3 separate regions of the Mus musculus genome follow, and regions 1 and 2 are each linked to region 3. The links are chromatin contacts, found by POLR2A ChIA-PET in ENCODE. All regions are on one chromosome and are shown on one strand. The core of a region is the stretch at or near the end of the contact, and the rest is flanking DNA. Distances in the headings are between cores, read along the strand shown. Region 1 holds the start of Kash5 (KASH domain containing 5). Region 2 overlaps Prr12 (proline rich 12). Region 3 holds the start of Rpl13a (ribosomal protein L13A).

Region 1 (3,401 bases), core at 234-2,733, 76 kb after region 3:
ATCTCCACCAAGATTTCAGAGGAAAAGTCTCTGACAGGTTTTTGAGGGAGACTCTGATGGGATATCTAGAAGATCCTAGCGGCTGGCGTGGTGGGCTACACCTGTGATACCAGCACTCAGGAGGCTGAGGCAGCAGGATCCAAGGTTTTGAGTAGAGTCTGGGCAATTTACTGAAGCCCTAGAGAGTCCCTGGAGGGTAGCTTAGTCGTTAAGAGGACTAACAGTTTACTCTTCCAGATAGATATGGGTTGGAATCCCACTACACACATGTGAACTCCTCCTCATCTGCAATTTTAGTTCAGAGGGATACAAAACCACCTGGTCTCCACAGGCACATACCTGACACACATACAAACATGCCGGCAAAATACTCAAAAACAAACAAACAAACAAAAAACCCCAACAACAACAAAAACCAAAAACACCCAAACAAAAGCCAGGCAGTGGTGGTGCACACCTTTAATCCCAGCACGTGGGAACCAGAAGCACACAGGCCAGCCTGGTCTACAGAGAGAGTTCCAGGACAGTCAATGCTACACAAAGAAACCCTGTCTCAAAACAAAAACACCTACCCTACCCACAAAAACAAAATAGATTAAGTGTTAGGTTTCAAAAGTTCTAGAAGATTGCAGTTGGGCACATCTGGGAGAGCTGTAATCCTAAAACTGGGGAATGAGGATCATGAGGTCGTGGCCAGCCTGGGCAGCACTTGGAGGGTCTGTCTCAAACAAAAATAGAAAACAAGCAACAAAAAGCAACCGGAAGTTTCAAGAGTCTGACAGGATTGCCGAAGTTGCCACTAGAATTTTCCTGAGGAAGCCGGTCACGGTGGCGCACGCCTTTAATCCCAGCGCTCGGGAGGCAGAGGCAGGAGGATTTCGGAGTTCGAGGCCAGCCTGGTCTACAGAGTGAGTTCCAGGTCAGCCAGGGCTACACAGAGAAACCTTGTCTCAAAACTTGGGGCGTTTTTGAAGGAGCTGGCAGGTGATGTTACCGGGGAACCTGCCATGAAAGTCGCCACAGGCAGGGCGTACCTGGAGTCGGGACTCAGTTGAGGGACACCAGCGACGAACGGCGGTTGCGAATGTCACGGAAGAGGCGTGTTCACACGCGCCTTTTCCCGCCAGAAATGCAAATGAGCCGGCCTCCTGCAAGTCCCGCCCTCTCAGGCTCTTGTACTCACGCAAGCGCACTCCGAGTGGATGGCGCCCGGGTCTCTCCTTACGAAGACCCTTGAGCTGGCGCATGCGTAGAGCTTCTCGGGAGGATAGGCTGGACCTGAGGATCGAGTGCATGCGCACTAGTGGGGCTAGCGGTGATGGCGCGATATTATCGGCAGCTTTCTTCTGCGGTACAAAAATCCTTTCCTTCTGCTTGACAAAATAGGGCCAAGCAGGAGAGAGTTCAACCGAAGGACTCCCTGTTCATCCTTTTCTTCTTGTCAGTCTTTGAACCAAGTTCTTTCTTTTGGGTCTGGCTCGCCCGCCACTGTCACAATGATGCGCAGTCTGGTCCAGCCTCACTTCCGCTCCATTCCCTCCCCCCCCCCCGCCCCCCGCATTAATAGGTACCCAAGCTGTTTTCCCAAACTATTATAGTTTCTACTTACTGCTTAGCTATGTAGCCCAGGATGGCTTCGGACTTGAAGCAATCACCCTGCCTCAGTCCATGCCTGTGGACTATTCGAACTTTTTTATTATTAAGGGTCCAACAGCCGGGCGTGGTGGTGCACGCCTTTAATCCCAGCACTTGGGAGGCAGAGGCAGGCAGATTTCTGAGTTCGAGGCCAGCCTGGTCTACAAAGTGAGTGCCAGGTCAGCCAGGGCTACACAGAGAAACCCTGTCTCGAAAAAGCCAAAAAAAAAAAAAAAAAAAAACCAAACCAAAAAAGAGTAAAGACACTTGCCACCCATCCCGGTGATCGATCTGAGAAGAATCCCCAGGACCCACATGGTGCAAGGAGGGCCCCTGAATTCCACATGCAGACCCTATCATGTTCACTTTCCTACCCCTTGCTGTTTAAAAACACATGCATGTAATGATAAGGACTGGGCATGTAGCTCAGGGGTACGGTGTTTGACTGAGGGTGCCCTCATTCAATCCCTAGGGCCTAGTGAATTGGGCAGGGTAGTGTACCAGTACTCGGGAGGTAGAGGCAAAAAGTGCAAGGTCTTTCTCACCTTACTGACCATCAGACCCTGTGTGTGCTGTTTAGTTTTTTGTTGCCTTGACAAAAGCCAGAGTCATCTGAAAACCTCAACTGAAAAGTTACCCTGTCAGTAGGCAAGCCTGTGGGGATATTTTCTTGGTTAATGAGTGATGTGGATGGCAGCCCACTGTGGGCAAGACCACCCCTGGGAAGGTGCTTCTGGGTTGTATGAAAAAAAACAAAACAAAACCCTGAGCAAGCTTCAGTTCCTCCTTCGAGCCCCTACCCTGCCTCTTCTCTGTGATGGACTGTGATCTATCACAAGATGAAATAGACTCCCCAAGTTGTTTTTGATCATGGTGCTCACCCCAAGTTGTTTTTGATCGTGGTGCTCACGCACCGCAGCAGTAGAAAGCAAACTAGGACGCCTGGTCTAGATGAAAGGTCTGCCGGGTGTTTTCAGGACAACTTGTGGTGCATTCTGGACCCTGTTAGCTTTGTCCCTATTATCAACATCCATTCCTGGGGCTGGAAACATAGACCACTGTTTAAGAGCAATGGATGTTTTTCCAGAACACCTGAGATGGATTCCCAGCATCCACATTGCAGGCCACTCAGGACACAGAAGCAGGGAGTTTGACTGGGCTTATCCCATACTGCCTCTGGGGTGGATGCTGGGCTGTAAGGAAGTGACATTGCTCCCAGGGTGGGAAAGCCAGAGCTCCTTCTGGGGTCCCAGGCCTGTGACAAGGCCAGGGTTGTGGGGTTCTCAGACTCTTGGAAATCCTGGCACGGCTGGGAGTCCTGGAAGAGCAGGGGCCTGAGGTCTGGGGACAGCATCTAGCCTGGAGCCTGGGGCAGGGGTTGGGGGAGAAGGGGAACTCCAGCTAGTCTCACAGGGATTATTGTCCTTATCTTGGTAAGGGAAGGAGGTTGTGACTGGGAGCGCAGAGAAGCCTTCTATGGGGGAGTGGGTTGTGGCTCTGAAGGTGAAGGCCTTCTTCATGGCTCCCACAGCAGATCTTGATGAAAAGAGACAGTCTATGATTCTAAACAGTTTATTGTCATGGCGGAAAATGGATGTGTAAAATCATACCTCAAACTCAGAAATCCGCCTGCCTTTGCCTCCCGAGTGCTGGGATTAATGGCATGCGCCACCATGCCCAGCTTGACACATTTATGTGCGAAGCATGGCATGTGTTCCAAGTCAGGAGTCTGTGGGTGGGGTGGGGGAGCAGGGAGTCGCCTAAGC
Region 2 (3,526 bases), core at 764-3,263, 80 kb before region 3:
CCTCCCCCCCCACCTCACTTTAGACCACCTCCAAATTCCTGCAACAAATTTGTGGAGTCTCAGATTTCAGCCCAACTGACTACTTGAGACAGGAGGCCAGGCCAACAGTCCCTCCCAGACACAGATCTTCCCCAGTACTCAGGCCCACAGGCTCTGAATGCCAGTCCATCCCTCCATGCACAAGACTTTAGAACTTGAGTCCTGCCACCCTGTCTGCACATGAACATCACAACATTTTATCTCATGGAAACACCGGAATTCTAGGTGACTCTGGTGCTTTTTAATGAGACAACCACAACTCTTGATGCCTAGGGCATCTGACACCTCCAGTCTCACAGAGTCCATCCCAACCCCTCCCACACCCAGTCCCCCTCACCTTAAGTGGCTTCAGGGGCTCCAACCGGGTACCTCCCATTTCCTCAGCCTTCCTGCCTCTGCCCCTGCCCCGGCCCCGAGGTTTCTTGGCCCCATCAGTGGTTATGGAGGCTGGCCCCGCCATGGCAGGGCCCTCCAGTGGACGAATCCTGGGCCTCCCCCTGGGTCGGGGAGGGCCATCGCGCTTTGCCTTGGTGGGCTTGCGGCCACGGCGACGCGGGCCGTCAGGACCAGGGTTGGGTGGGCAAAAGTCTATATCTCCCAGTGGTGAGAGGGCTGGTCTGGAGCGACAACTAGACACCAGATCGGGCAGGCGCCTTGGGTTTAGGCGGATATCTGCGGGCACATCGGCTTTGTCCTCATCAGCCTCGAACTCATATTCCTGTGCATACAGCTTCTTGGGCGTCTGGAAGGGGGGGTCTCGGCGCCGCAGCAGGTGAAATGAGGATGTCTTCAGCAGCTTCTTTGGCTTGGTTGAACAGAAGATGGGCGAGGTGAGGCCACCCTTGGGCTCAGAGACAGGTGGTGGTGGCGGTGGTGGCGGCGGCGGCGGCGGTGCTGACTGGTGTGGCCCGCTCTGGATCAGGCCCAGTGGCTCTGCATTGACTGTGGAGGGAAGCTCAGGAGGTTTGTTGTGATCCAGACCCAGGCCTGGAGTCTCTGGTCCAGTTCCTGATGCCCGGCCTCCACAGTAGGGTCCATAGGGATCATAAGCAGTGGGACCAGGGGGTGGACCAGCACCAGTCTTGGGGTCTCCATCATCTTCGGTCTGTCCGGCCTTGCCATAGTCATCGGCTGCCCCTCCACCAAACATCTCCTCCATGGTGGGAAAAAAGCTGCGCTCCTCGTCCTGAAGCAATGAGTCGGGGAAGCAGATAGACGTGAGGGGTACAAACCGCGGTGCCTTGGTCCCTTGAGGGCTGGGGCTTCTGTAGGCGCCTGCAGGATCTTTGCCCTCCGAGTTAGGTGGTCCCACACCAGGGTCCCCAGGCCCTGACGGCAATGGTTCCAGAGCCCCGAGCAGTTCTTGCATGGCTCCAGGAGGCTCCAGACTCTCCTCGGGTCGTAAGCGAGGGCTTGGGGCTGTGGGCTCCAGGCCGTGGCCGCGGAGGTGGGCTTCAAGCTGCAGAGGCATAGGTGGTGGGGGTGGGGGCGGCGGCTGGGGCGCCCCATCCCGGGTGGCTGGCTCAAGGAGGTGGACGCCGACTTTGGGGGCGCTAGGTGAGGGGCTGGGGGCATGGCTGAGCACAGAAGGGAGGAGCTGGGGAGGAGGTGGAGGCAGCACCATGGGAAGGTCAGGACCTCCAGCCTCCAAGAGGAGGCCATGGGGCGCTGGCTGGGTTGCCTGGGCCGAGGGTGGTGGGGGAGGTGGGCTCTTCTGCAAGAAGGCTCCCAGCTCCTTGGCACCGGCTCCATAGTGAACGACTGAGGTGGCTAGTCCCTCGGGAGTTTCGCCACCCCGTTCTGGCCCCTTCTTCTTGTCCTTCATCCTCCCCAGGCCCAACTCCAGGGCGGCCGTGGCACCCTCATCCAGACTGGCACTAGTCCGGATGACGCTCTGCAGGTGGTACCTCTGGGGATCTTCCTTGGCTAATTCATATGGTGTGCCTGGCGCTCCTCCAGCTCCACCACTGCCACCGAGTCCCTTAGCGGCATCGGCAGGACCATCCTCACCCACCAAGCCGTCTGCCCCTGAGGTCCGAGGTGGGCTAGGTGCCTGGAGCAGGTGCTGAATGAGAAACTCTTCGTCTTCCGTGCGCTCGGCGGCAGAACCACCAGGGCCGGCAAGCAGCTCTGAGCCATCACCTTTTCCCTTGTAGCCGCCTGCTCCAGCTGCATAGCTGCTAGCTCCAGGGGGCGCCAGGAACGGAGCTGAGGCTAAGACCGAACTTAAGTATTTGCCAGGGGCTCCTGGAGAGCCAACGCCTGGAGGGCGGCCAGTAGCAGGCGGTGACTGGAGGGGTCGGATAATATGAGATGGGCTAGCCTCCCCACCACCTCCCAGAGAGCTGGGTCCCCAGCCGCCTCCGTGGCCTGAGAGAGCAGGGGAGTGACCAGTACTGTAGCTGAGGGAAGGGCTGGCTGTGGGCAGCCCCTGTGAATGGGCAGCTGGCCCTGGGTAAGGCTCACTCTGTACCCCATAGAGCTGACCCTGAAGCTGGTCTGGAGAGTAACTCTGACAGGTAGCCAGGCCAGGAGGCGGGGGACCGCTAGGGGGCTGCGGAGGACCCCCAGAATAGCTAGGGCCTTTGCTCAAGTCCTGTGCTTGACCCCCTCCAAATCCTTGCCCGTAGGCTTGAGGGCCCAGAAGCCCTTGGGGCTGGCCAGGGGAATATGCCTGGCTCCCAGCCCCACCAGCCCCAGAGGCTTTCCCAGCGGCATAAGCAGCTGCAGGTCCACCCAGGCTCTGACACTTGGGTGTGGCGGTGGATCGAGGTGGCGGTGGCCTGGTGGCACCCCCCGTGGCTGGTCCATAACCTCCCTTACTCGTCTTGTAACCGGGGGACTGGATGATGGGGCGGTACCCTCCCCCACCCCCAGCCGCACCTCCCCCAGCAGTCTCCGGGCCTGTAGCCCGGCCAGCTGCTCCAGCTGTGGCTCCACTAGGCCCACCCTTGCTAGGTTCTCCAGCACCCGGAGAAGGTTCCCCACCTCCCAAAGGGCTGCAAGCCAAGCTGGCCCGGTGGCCCATTGAGGGATAGCTGCCTCCGCAGCTCAGATAGTGCTGCAGGGAATGGGCTGGTGGTGGGGGCGGTGGGGGCTGGGCACTGGCCGGCCGCTGATAGTGTTTGATGACCGTGTCCTGTCGGGGCAGGGCCCGCTCCGGCGGTGGACCGGGGGCAGCACCCGAGAAGTTGTAGAGCTGGGGGGACGAGGGCTCGGCAGCAGTGGCAGCAGAAGAGGAAGCCAGCAGATTGAACTGAGTCGGGAGGTGGCGGGGAGGTGGAGGTGGATCTGGGGGACCAGGACGGTAAGGGGGAGTCTGAGCAGGGCCGAGGCCAGCAGGCCCCAAGACACCACCCCCTGCCAGGCGCTCGAAACCCAATGACGAGGGCACTGTAGGTGCCTGGGAAGGCTTCAAGTGGAGCACATCATGAGGGGACAAGAGCCCATTAGCAGGAGGACTGAAGGGTGGATCCTGGAGGCTGAG
Region 3 (3,207 bases), core at 147-2,646:
TTAGGCCAGGGGTCCCAAGAAAGCAGGGGCTGGCGAGTCTCAGAGCGGTGCATGGGTTGATCTCACAGTCGTGAGACTCAAACGAAAGATGGTGAGTGTTGCTCATCATGGACTCCCAGGCAAAGGTAAATGGTGAATGAAACTTACCCAGAAGTACCTGCTTGGCCACAATGGCCGCCAGGCGGCCAAGAAGATGGCCTCGGCCATCCAATACCAGAACCTGTGGAAACAAGAATGCTTAGGAAACAGTTTGGCTTCCCCTATTCCAGGTTAGCAACCCGTCAGGATGCCTACTACCCAGATGAAGCAAGTGTCCCAAAGGGCCACTATAGTACTAACAAAGCCTCAGCAGGCATAGGATTCCTATTGTGTATATAAGTTGATTTTTTAAAATGGAACTTCATTTAACCCTTCCAGGCCTCAAATCCCAGGATAGCTGGGATCCAGTGGCACACCGTTCACTCCAAAATTGACCAGACCTGCTTTCAGACTTTAGCCTGTTGTAACTTTTCATCGGATCCTCAGATGCTCAAGCAGAACCTTTCTTATATGCACTCAAAAGAACCCGATTTAGCTAAGCACACATCGTCCTGTGATTCTGAGCAGTGCAGACTGGATTACAAAGCTAAATCCCGTCTCAGGCATGGAGGCACATGTCTGCATCCCAACCCAAACTACAGAAGAAGCCCATTCCACAGCCACCCTGTTTATTGCTGTTACTGGAGGGTCTCCGGAACTTCCCAAGTTCTTTTTAAAGGGCAAAACTGTCCCAAACAGCACCATTTACTTCCTGAGCAGCAACCTGTCAAGGAATCTAAAGTCAGGAGGAAGGTACAGGCAATTCCTGACCAGCCTCAAAATGAAGAGGTTCCTGCTTCAGTCGGGTGAATAAGTAATATTTAAAGTCTGTCTTATCAATCTCCCCAATTCTGAAGAACACCGAAAACACCCTCAAAAGGCCTACAAGCCTTCAGATCAGATGTTACAGGAATCCGGTGCCCTAAAGTCATGCAAAGCAGGAGCCTGCGACAGTTTCTCCTTATCTTACATACATACACCAGGCATGAGAGATTGCAAGCTCCCCGCACCCCAACGCCTGAGATTACAACCTGTAAAAGTTGTTTCTGGTGTTGGAACCCCAGCCCCACTCCCGTCTTCCCCAGAAAACCCGCTGCATTTCCATCGCCCCATACCTAGGCAGCCGCGGCTTGTTACGCCCGTTACACAGTCCCCTCGCGTGAGACGTTTGCTAAGTCCCATCGCACAAGCGGCGGGGAGCAGTGGCCCCTCACTGCGCTCCCGCCTGGCACCCACCCGACCCCACACCGCCCGGCGCGCGCAGAGTCCGAACCTGCCCCTCCGCCATCTTCGGCAGCCGCCTGGGAAAGGAGGAGGTCTTGTCGCAGGGTTTCTTATCCCTTGCTGCAGGGGCGGAGGAAGTGACGCAGACGGCTCGAACCGAAGAGTTTCCGTCTTCTAATTGGTCGAAGCGGTGAGTGCGCGTCTATCGAGGCGGGCCATTTTTATTTTGTCCAATCAGAATGTCGCCTGAGTTGGCTCTTGGCGGCCATGACTGTGCGGGGCGGGATGTCACGTGGGTTTCGGAGCGGCTTCAGCCGTACAATGCCGGCCAAGCCGCAGCCGCCATATTTGAAGGGATCGCTCTTCTCCGTTCCGGTGTCTGCCATGTGCAGCGCCATTACTCCCATCAAGTGATGGCGGCTGCAGAACATGTGGTGTCCATGAGGGGGCGAGCATAGTCCCTGTCGGCCCTTCAGAGCTGCTCGTGCAGCGGTCCCTCCCCTCAACCCCACAGTGGGCTGACCATCGCTGGCTGTCCTGAACCTGGGAGTCTCGGGTGGAGGAAGCCTTCCAACGGGTGGAGGAAGCCTTCCTGGATGGAGGAGGATGGGGTGAATGAGGGGCTTTGAGGGTCCCGAGACGCAGACGCCCTCACTCGCTTCTATCCCCAAAGGCCTTTGTTTCCGTGACTGTTGTCCGCGCTGCCCTCCCGTCTGTGCGCCTCTAACCGCCCGCCTCCGAAGGGAAATAACTAACCAAAAGACTGTTGGCTATCAAAGACTCGTTTTGTCCTGAAAACCTCCCTAACCAGCCGAGCCTGAGTCGAGTCCTCCTGTAGGTGCCAGCACCGTTTGCTTGCTTGTTACACTTTGGGGCTATGGTTTTGGGGAATTGAGTTGCGTCTGCACATCAAATTCCCATGGGGCGTGCCCTGTGCTGACCCTGGGCTACTGGAGGCCTCGGAAAACAAATAGAATCTTTTGTCGTTGGTTTGGGTTTCTGACGTAAGATTTCTGCAATCCTGGCTGACCTTAAATTTAAGATCCTGCCTCAGCTTCTGGAAAGCCAACAAACCAAGATTTTGAAACCTAAAAGGTGCACCTATTCCCTGTCCTATCCACAGACAGACCCGGATGAGCTGGTTAAAAAAAAAAAAATTATATACAAGTACATGGGGGCAAGAATGGGGTGAGTGGGACTTTTGGTGAGTTGTGATGTCTCCATCCTCGGCAAAGAGCTGGCGGGGTCGGAGCAGTGAGGTCCAAAAGGGGGCTAGTCTCCACCCAAATGTCTGTGTGTCCAGGCTGTGTCTGTCGGGTGACTCCTGCTTCGCCTCAGTATCCTCTGTAAAAGGGGGTGATCAATGGTCCCTGAGGACTGGAGTTCTCACGTGACACTCTACCACTGATCTACGCCCCCAGCCCAGCCCCTCGCCGCTCCCCTCCCCCCCCTCTTAGGTTAGCTTCGGACTTCTATGTAACAGTAGATAACCCAGAATCCCTGATCTTTCTGCCTCTTCTCCAGAGTGCTAAGGAATACAGACAGATTTACACCGCAAACTTTGCTCCATGTCTTTTTTTTTGGAGGTTTTAGGGGCAGGCCTGGTGGCTCACCTGTCTCGGAGGAGGCAGAAGCAGGTCGATCTCTTGAGTTCCCAGCCAACCTGGTCTCCAGAGTCAGTTCCAGGTCAGATAGAGCTAAGTGAGACCCCGTTTTAAAAGAAACCAGATCTTGGCCTTCAAGCTGGGTTAATGGGTAAAGAAGGCCTCTGCTGCCAAGTTTGACCACTTGAGTTCCATCCCTGGGACCAACATGGTGAAAGGAGAGAACCAGCTACCCACAAGTTGTCCTCTGACTTATATACAGGTGCCATAATACACTTTGCCTGCTCCCCATGTGTAATTT

What was found. ChIA-PET counts read pairs that join two places held with the same protein, here RNA polymerase II (POLR2A).
Region 1: POLR2A ChIA-PET joins it to region 3 with 12 read pairs in embryonic stem cell. The contact joins the promoter of Kash5 here to the promoter of Rpl13a in region 3. POLR2A ChIA-PET finds 5 or more read pairs at or near these places in 3 of 5 experiments (Patski and embryonic stem cell).
Region 2: POLR2A ChIA-PET joins it to region 3 with 13 read pairs in embryonic stem cell. The contact joins the enhancer-like site here to the promoter of Rpl13a in region 3. POLR2A ChIA-PET finds 5 or more read pairs at or near these places in 4 of 5 experiments (Patski and embryonic stem cell).

What each region holds. Positions count from the first base shown.
Region 1 is chr7:45,203,409-45,206,809 of GRCm38, forward strand. It overlaps Kash5 (KASH domain containing 5), which reads right to left and starts at 1,484. Exons shown (of 20, transcript NM_201374.2): 1 at 1,184-1,484. The coding sequence starts at 1,295.
Region 2 is chr7:45,046,463-45,049,988 of GRCm38, forward strand. It overlaps Prr12 (proline rich 12), which reads right to left. Exons shown (of 14, transcript NM_175022.3): 4 at 377-3,526. Among named protein-coding and RNA genes, the nearest start is that of Prr12, 5.1 kb to the right of the region's middle. Within about 2 kb of position 2,014, at least 1 of the 3 ENCODE cell types and tissues checked has a DNase peak (open chromatin) inside an H3K27ac peak, as active enhancers do.
Region 3 is chr7:45,127,349-45,130,555 of GRCm38, forward strand. Rpl13a (ribosomal protein L13A) reads right to left here and starts at 1,397. Exons shown (of 8, transcript NM_009438.5): 1 at 1,352-1,397; 2 at 148-220. The coding sequence starts at 1,366. It overlaps Snord32a (small nucleolar RNA, C/D box 32A), which reads right to left and starts at 115; the gene lies at 35-115.